2 separate regions of the Homo sapiens genome follow, and region 2 is linked to region 1. The links are chromatin contacts, found by Hi-C in ENCODE. All regions are on one chromosome and are shown on one strand. The core of a region is the stretch at or near the end of the contact, and the rest is flanking DNA. Distances in the headings are between cores, read along the strand shown. Region 1 holds the start of ZNF442 (zinc finger protein 442). Region 2 holds the start of DHPS (deoxyhypusine synthase).

Evidence for each region. A loop is a pair of places that touch in the nucleus more often than their neighbours do. Pooled maps may share reads with other maps.
Region 2: a loop to region 1 is called in a pooled map, with 5 times the contacts of the local background. The contact joins the promoter of DHPS here to the promoter of ZNF442 in region 1. A Hi-C loop is called at or near these places in 5 of 50 pooled maps.

The regions. Positions count from the first base shown.
Region 1 is chr19:12,363,664-12,367,736 of GRCh38, reverse strand. ZNF442 (zinc finger protein 442) reads left to right here and starts at 2,054. Exons shown (of 6, transcript NM_030824.3): 1 at 2,054-2,204; 2 at 2,494-2,935; 3 at 4,066-4,073. RefSeq lists an enhancer at 2,141-2,240 and a silencer at 2,341-2,520.
Region 2 is chr19:12,679,787-12,683,859 of GRCh38, reverse strand. DHPS (deoxyhypusine synthase) reads left to right here and starts at 1,980. Exons shown (of 9, transcript NM_001930.4): 1 at 1,980-2,300; 2 at 3,535-3,699; 3 at 3,938-4,059. The coding sequence starts at 2,094. RefSeq lists enhancers at 237-759, 1,283-1,805, 1,871-2,165, 1,806-2,329 and cis regulatory regions at 1,689-2,223, 2,249-2,749.

The sequences.
Region 1 (4,073 bases), core at 805-3,304:
AGATTGTGCCACTGCACTCCAGCCTGGGGGACAGAGCGTGAGACTCTGTCTCAAAAAAATATATATAATAATAATAATTGAGACCCTGGGGAAGGAATGCATTCCTGGGGGTAGGTCTATAGATGGCTGCTCTGCGAGTATCTGTCTTAATGCAGTTGAGATAAGGACTGAAATACGCCCTGGTCTCCTGCAGTGCCCTCAGGCTTACTAGGATTGGGAAGTTCCAGCCTGGTAAATTCTAGTCAGACTGGTTGTCTGCTCTCGAACCCTGTTTCCTGTTAAGATGTTTATCAAGACAGTGCATGCACAGCAGGACACAGACCCTCATCAGTAATTCTAATTTTGCCTTTGCCTTGTGATCTTTTATTGCCCTTTGAGGCATGTGATCTTTGTGACTTACTCCCTGTTCGTACACCCCCTCCCCTATTAGAATCCCTAATAAAAACTTGCTGGTTTTGCAGCCCAGGTGGGCATCATGGAACCTGCCGATATGTGATGTCACCCCTGGAGGCCCAGCTGTAAAATTCTTCTCTTTGTACTCTTTCTCTTAATTTCTCAGATGGGCCGACACTTAGGGAAAATAGAACCTACGTTGAAATATTGGGGGCTGGTTTCCCCGATAGTAGTCACTCTTCAGCTGGGTGTGGGTTCTGTCTTTGAAGTAATCTTTTGTTGGAAAGAGAATTCCAGAGGTGCCTGGTACCTAACAAGATCCAACCCCTGAAGCTTCTAAGGAAATATATGACCAAATAAGAGAGCATGGTGTGTGCTTAATAAGTATTTAGGTAAATAAATGTGCACAGGCCAGGCGTGGTGGCTCACGCCTGTAATCCTAACACTTTGGGAGGCCGAGGCCGGCGGATTGCCTGAGCTCAGGAGTTCACGACCAGCCTGGGCAACATGGTGAAACCCTGTCTCTACTAAAATACAAAAAAATTAGCTGGGCATGGCAGCGTGCACCTGTAGTCCAGTGTGCTACTCGGGAGGCTGAGGCAGGAGAATTGCTTCAACTTGGGAGGCGGAGGTTGCAGTGAGCCAAGATTGAGCCACTACAGTCTGTCCTGGGTGACAGAGTGAGACTCCGTCTCCAAAAAAATAAAATAAAAATAAATGTGCATAAGGCATGGCAGTGTAGTATGGGAAAGGAAAGGGAGTGGAAGTTCACAGCACATTCTGAGGCTGTATTTTAAGATGAGAGGTAACATCTATGCAGTTTATCTCGAAGTTATTATCTTGAGATCAGGAGGGGAAAGAGGAAAAGGGAAAGAAGAAGAAAAAAAAGGTTTAAAACGTGGTTTGAGACTCAGCTGCTAAGCTGCTGGTTACACACTCTGGGACTCAACTTCAGGAGTCAGAATCTGCCTTCTAAGCTTGAAAATATGTTTAACCTCCTGAAAGGGGGTTTCCTGCTGAACTGTGGCTGAAATTTCTCTGAACTAATTCAGGTTTTTTCTTTTCCCTTCTTTTGATTCCTTTATAGAAGATTACTGCCATATAATTCCAGATTTTCCATGCATTTAACAATTTTATTTCATTGTTGATGTGTTTTTATTTTCTGGTCTGAGAATGAGTAGATTGGGAGATAAGGTGGGAGAAAGGCTTGACCATGGAGCCAGCAGTCTCATCCTAAATTCCTGATCCCTGGAGGACACCAGGCCTTCCCTCCTGCTTCAGTGTGGTTTGTGTGGCCTGGGCCTCCCCTACCGCTCTGAGGCCAGGGGATGGCTCCACTGGGCAGTGAGTCTCGAATTCCCAGCACACACTTGTGGGTCCCCGTCCAGGAAGAAGGAGCAGGAAGAGCCCATTGAGTACAGGCAGGAAATTCCGCTTAAATGCAAATGTCCCCTGGGAGGGGTCAGGTCACAGCGAAGGGAGGAAGCCCACCCTATCAAGGGCTGTGTCTGGAACCGCTTCATCTCGCTCCACTCAGCCGTGTAAGATCCTTCTTCTGTCAATCAGTTCCCTGGGGGGGCGGAATTTGGAGCTCTACCCAATCAGTGTTGGGGGCGAGTTCTTGGGAACTGCCAGTCAGGCGCGCTGCCGGGAGGAGGGTGGAGCTTTCTACACCCCTCTGAGCTCCCGCTCCTGGCTCTGTAGCTGAGAGAAGCCCTGGCAGGTCAGTGGCAGGCACTGTCACGCTGAGTCCTATGCTGGCAGCGGGGAACCTTGGGGAGAACACGGGACACCGCGGAAGCCGGGAAATGGTGAGTGTGCGGGGCCCGGCGTCCTGGGGCAGGGCGAAGGACTGGTTGGAACCGGCCAGAACCGGCTGTGGCGGGACCCGGGCGTCCCCGCGGCGACTGCGGGGTCTGTGGACCCGAGTTCCCCTGGCCCAGCCGGCCTTCAGTCCCCTCGGCCGCGGGGTGGGAGCTGGGGGCTGGGCCGGCAGCCGGGACCCCGGGCGTCCTGTCCCGTTTCTGCGCAGCAACTGCGGCCCCGGCTCCCGCGCCCTCTCTGGGGCAGCTCCATGCCCACAGCTCCGCGTCTTCCCAGATTGTGCGGCTGTAACCGGCACAGGTTCGCGGTCCGAGTCACTGCACCGAGACTCCAAGGCCTGCAGCAGAAACAGTTTAATAGGGGGAGAGGAGAGAAGACCCCAGTTCCGCCTCCATGAGAGGTTTGGGGATGGGGGTGTTTAGGGGTCTGGACAGGGGCGGCTGAAGTGTGGGGTCGCTGGTTGGTGGGGAAGTGACAGGCGAATCCTGGGACGGGAGGTGAAGAAACCGCATTCTCCTGCTGAGTGGGTTCCCTCGTGGGGTTTTCACCCTGCTTGGCGCCAGCCTTTCCGTTGGAATTCAAGATCTGAGAAAGAACTTGGGCAACTCGAGCAGCTCTCCGAGATCTTATCCCCAGGCACAATGCAGAAGCCGGCGGTCAGTGTCTTCTGTGACCTGACTCTCAGGAAGGCGGCCCCCGCGAGGCAGTGGGGCTCAGGGTACCTGGTTAATATCTAACTGCAATCAGAATCCAGATTCTTGCGTGGGGTTTGTGCACGGGAGGAGCTGTGGTCTGCGGGGTCCCCAGTCCCTTCTTTTCTTCCCAGGGTGACTGATTCCTCTTCGAGTTTTTCAGAGATGGGGGTAGCAGGGTCTCAAATCCACTACCCTGTTCCCTCATTCTAACTCCTCCTAGGGGTGGTAGTAACTCCCTTGGTTTCCAGAGCCTTACGCAGGCTAACTTTCCCTCCTCAGTTCACAGCAACATCATGAACTCCTCCCTCCTCCGCCCCACCCGTGCTAAATTTCAGAGTCCCAGTATTTTAATTTTCATTTTGTTTTCAGAGAGCAATGGATGGCTTCTTTTTTTCTTTCTTTCTTTTTTTTTTTTTTGAGATGGAGTTGTGCTCTTGTTGCCCAGGCTGGAGTGCAATGGTGCGATGTCGGCTCACCGCAACCTCCGCCTCCCGGGTTCAAGAAATTCTCCTGTCTCACCCTCCCGAGTAGCTGGAATTACAGGCACCCACCACCACACCCGGCTAATTTTTTGTATTTTTAGTAGCGACGGGGTTTCACCATGTTGGCCAAGCTCATCTCGAACTCATGACCTCAGGTGATCCGCCCGCCTCGGCCTCCCAAAGTGCTGGGATTACAGGCGTGACCACCGCGCCCGGCCGGCTTCTTAAAAGATTTGTGTTCCTGAACATTTCACATGTGAGGAAGCAGAGAATAACCTGACACTGCACTGTAAAAAACAAAAAAACAAACAAAAAAACCTTTGTGTCTCTCCTTTTCTTTCCCCTGGGTACGGATACCTAATCAACATTGAAAGTCCCCTTTAGAAACTTTATGGGGTGATGTGTTCTCAGCCCACTCTCTGCCTTTTCCTGGTTCTGTTTCAGAACTGCCTGGGGTTGACCCAAGATACACACAGCTGCCCTGTCTCTGGGAGGGTCCAGTGAATATCAGTCCCTGGGTCATTTCTCCCAGTGAGCAGCCTGAGGTGTTGGGGTGGGGCCTCACAGAGAACAGCTGGATGCCCTGGGTGGGATGGGAGGAATATTCTGGTATACCATTTCTATAAAAAGCTAACCCTTGGGACAATCACCTTGTTCTTCCCCAACCCCAGTTTCCATT
Region 2 (4,073 bases), core at 731-3,230, 320 kb before region 1:
TCACGCCTGTAATCCTGGCACTTTGGGAGGCCAAGGCGGGCGGGTCACGAGTTCAGGAGATCGAGACCATCCTGGCTAACACGGTGAAACCCCATCTCTACTAAAAACAGAAAAAATTAGCCGGGTGTGGTGGCGGGCACCTGTAGTCCCAGTTACTCGGGAGGCTGAGGCAGGAGAATGGCATGAACCTGGGAGGCAGAGCTTGCAGTGAGCCGAGATTGCGCCACTGCACTCCAGCCTGGGCGACAGAGCGAGACTCTGTCTCAAAAAAAAAAAAAAAAAAAAAAGTGACCCTCATAAAAAAATTAGCTGGGCACGATGGTGCACACTAGTCGGAATGCTGGGGTGGGAGGATGACCTGAGTCCGGGAGTCAGAGGTTGCAGTGGGCCGAGATCGCGTCACAGCACTCCAGCCTGGCGACAGAGTGAGACCCTATCAAAAAATAGCAGCAGGCCAGGCGCGGTGGCTCATGCCTGTAATCCCAGCACTTTGGGAGGCTGAGGCGGGCGGATCACGAGGTCAGGAGATCGAGACTACCCTGGCTAACACGGTGAAACCCCGTCTCTACTAAAAATACAAAATATTAGCCGGGCGTGGTGGCCGGCGCCTGTAGTCCCAGTTACTGGGGAGGCTGAGGCAGAAGAATGGCGTGAACCTGGGAGGCGGAGGTTGCAGTGAGCCGAGATCGTGCCACTGCACTCCAGCCTGGGAGACAGCGCAAGACTCTAGCTCAAACAAACAAACAAACAAAACAGCAACAACAACAACAAAACCATCCTCCCCTCCCGAGGGGACAGAACAGAAACGAATGGGCGAGTGCCGGGCCAAGCAGTGGGTCTCCAGCAGGTGGCATTAAAATAGGAATTTTGGCTGGGGACGGTGGCTCACACCTGTAATCTCAGCACTTTGGAAAGCCCAGGCGGGCGGTCACCTGAGGGCAGAACCAGCCTCGCCAACATGGTGAAATGCCATCTCTACTAAAAATAAAAAATTAGCCAGGCCTGGTGGTGGGTGTCTGTAATCCCAGCAACTCGGGAGGCTGAGGCAGGAGAATCGCTTGAACCAGGGGGGCAGAGGTTGCAATGAGTCAAGATTGCACCACCGCACTCCAGCCTGCGTAACAAGAGCGTGTAACTCTTGTCTCAAAAATAAATTAAATAAATAAATAATAAAAATAAAAAAGAATCTTCATTCATGGGAAGTCGAGAACACATGAAAACAAGTAAAGGCCGAAGCGCAGTGGCTCACGCCTGTAATCCCAGCACTTTGGGAGGCTGAGGCGGGCGGATAACCTGAGGTCGGAAGTTCGAGACCAGCCTGACCAACAGGGAGAAACCCCGCCTCTACTAAAAATACAAAATTAGCCGGGCATGGCGGTGCATGCCAGTAGTCCCAGCTACTCGGGAGGCTGAGGCAGGAGAATCGCTTGAACCCGGAATGTGGAGGTTGTGGTGAGCTGAGATCGGGCAATTGCACTCCAGCCTGGGCAACAAGAGCGAAACCCTGTATCAAAAAAAAAAAAAAGAAAAAAAAAGGAAGAAAAGGCCTAAAGGCGCCGGGCGCGGTGGGTCACGCCTGTAATCCCAGCACTTTGGGAGGCCGAGGCGGGCGAATCACGAGGTCAGGAGATCGAGACCAGGTGAAACCCCGTCTCTACTAAAAATACAAAAAAATTAGCCGGGCGTGGTGGTGGGCGCCTGTAGTCCCAGCTACTCGGGAGGCTGAGGCAGGAGAACAGCGTGAACCCGGAAAGCGGAGCTGGCAGTGAGCTGAGATCGCGCCACTGCACTCCAGCCTGGGTGACAGAGCGAGACTCCGTCTCAAAAAAAAAAAAAAAAAAAAAAAGAAAGAAAGGGCCTAAAGGCTCCTCGCGGCTTCCGTATTACGGAACACACGCACAAAAATGGCGGCGACCTGGTTTACAGGGGCTAAAAATGGTCACGTGATAAACCAACTTCCGGTCTTTCGCCCAAAGCACGTTCCCTACTTCCTGTGCTCTTGCGGAGACGCGCGCGTCGGGGTTTAACGCGTTTCTGGGCCGCCGTAAGCCCGGCCTAGGGGCAGCTTTGACTCGAGAGCCGGCTATAGGCGCATGGAAGGTTCCCTGGAACGGGAGGCGCCAGCGGGGGCGCTGGCCGCCGTGCTAAAGCACAGCTCGACGTTGCCGCCCGAAAGCACCCAGGTCCGGGGCTACGACTTCAACCGCGGTGTGAATTACCGCGCACTGCTGGAGGCCTTCGGCACCACCGGCTTCCAAGCAACCAACTTCGGGCGCGCTGTACAGCAAGTCAATGCCATGGTGAGGACCGGGCGGAATTTCTAGGGACGCGGAGGGGCGTGGCTTGTAGAACCAACGCGGTACTAGACGGGGGCAGCGTTTCCAGTGGAGGGGATATGTCTTTTATTTGAGTTGCCCAATAGTTGGAGGAAGGCGGGACCTATTCTGGGCGGGAGTTTCTGTCCTGGGAAGGGGATTTTGCACTCTGGTAGTTACATGCTGGTACGGTAACCTGAGGAGGCGAGGACTGATTCTTGGTGTGGGGGCGGGTTCTAGGTACATTTAAAGCTTTCTGGAATGGGCGGAGCCTGGGGCAAGACAAATTAAGGGAGGATATGGGAGGAGGAGCCTAAGTCTGGGCGGTTCTTGAATTTAGATTTGCTTTTCCCAGCGGGGAAGGGACCGGATCTGAAAGGAGATGCTCTCTGATTCCTAAAAGGGTGGGGGCTGGCTGGGCGCGGTGGCGCATGCCTATAATCCCAGCATTTTGGGAAGCCGAGGCGGGTGGATCAAGAGAAGAGGAGTTCGAGACAAGCCTGGCCAACATGGTGAAACCCTGTCTCTACTAAAATGCAAAAAATTAGCCGGGCATGGTGTTGCGCGCCTGTAGTCCCAGCTACTCGGGAGGCTGAGGCAGGAGAATCGCTTGAACCCGCGAGGTGGAGGTTGCAGTGAGCTGAGATTGCGCCACTGCACTCCAGCCTGGTGACAGAGCGATACTCTGTCTCAAAAAAAAAAAAAAAAAAAGGCCGGGCACGGTGGCTCATGCCTGTAATCTCAGCATTTTGGGAGGCCGAGGCGGGCGGATCACCTGAGGTCGGGAGTTCGAGACCAGCCTGACCAACATGGAGAAACCCCGTCTCTACTAAAATGCAAAAAATTAGCCGGGCATGGTGGTGCGCGCCTGTAGTCCCAGCTACTCGGGAGGCTGAGGCAGGAGAATCGCTTGAACCCGGGAGGTGGAGCTTGCAGTGAGCCGAGATCGCGCCATTGCACTCTAGCCTGGGTAACAAGAGTGAAACTCCGTCCAAAAAAAAAAAAAAAAGGGTGGGGGCAAATCCTGAACGTGTGTCTTGAGATCTGGTCTGGGAAGGGGCAGAGTTTACACAGGAGATGTTCCTTGGTCCCCTGTAGAACTGGTCCTGTATCCCTGAATGTGCAGGGCCTGGGGTGAAATCTGTTTCTGGAGCCCACCTGGAGTCCTGAGTCTGGGATTTAAGGCCAGTGCTTAACTTGACTTGGCCCTTACTCACAGATCGAGAAGAAGCTGGAACCACTGTCACAGGATGAAGACCAGCACGCGGACCTGACCCAGAGCCGCCGCCCACTTACCAGCTGCACCATTTTCCTGGGATATACATCCAACCTCATCAGTTCAGGCATCCGTGAGACCATTCGCTACCTTGTGCAGCACAACATGGTGGGGACCTGGTGAGGCCGTGGCCTTGGCCTCTGGGTCAATGGGCAATGCAGTTATTGATCGTTTAAGTGAGATGGGCAGATAGGGGTCTGTTATAAGCAGAGGAATAGAATCAAGTTTTGTTTTGTAGCAGAGCTCCCTCATAAGAGTCACTGGACAAGGATGAGGTTAGAAGTTCTGCCCAGAATGAGGGCAGGGGCTTCCTTCTTGGGCCAAATTCACTGCCTTGTGGCTGCAGGTGGACGTATTGGTGACCACAGCTGGCGGCGTGGAGGAAGACCTCATCAAGTGCCTGGCGCCCACATACTTGGGCGAGTTTAGCCTCAGGGGGAAGGAGCTCCGGGAGAACGGGATCAATAGGTGAGAACCCTGAG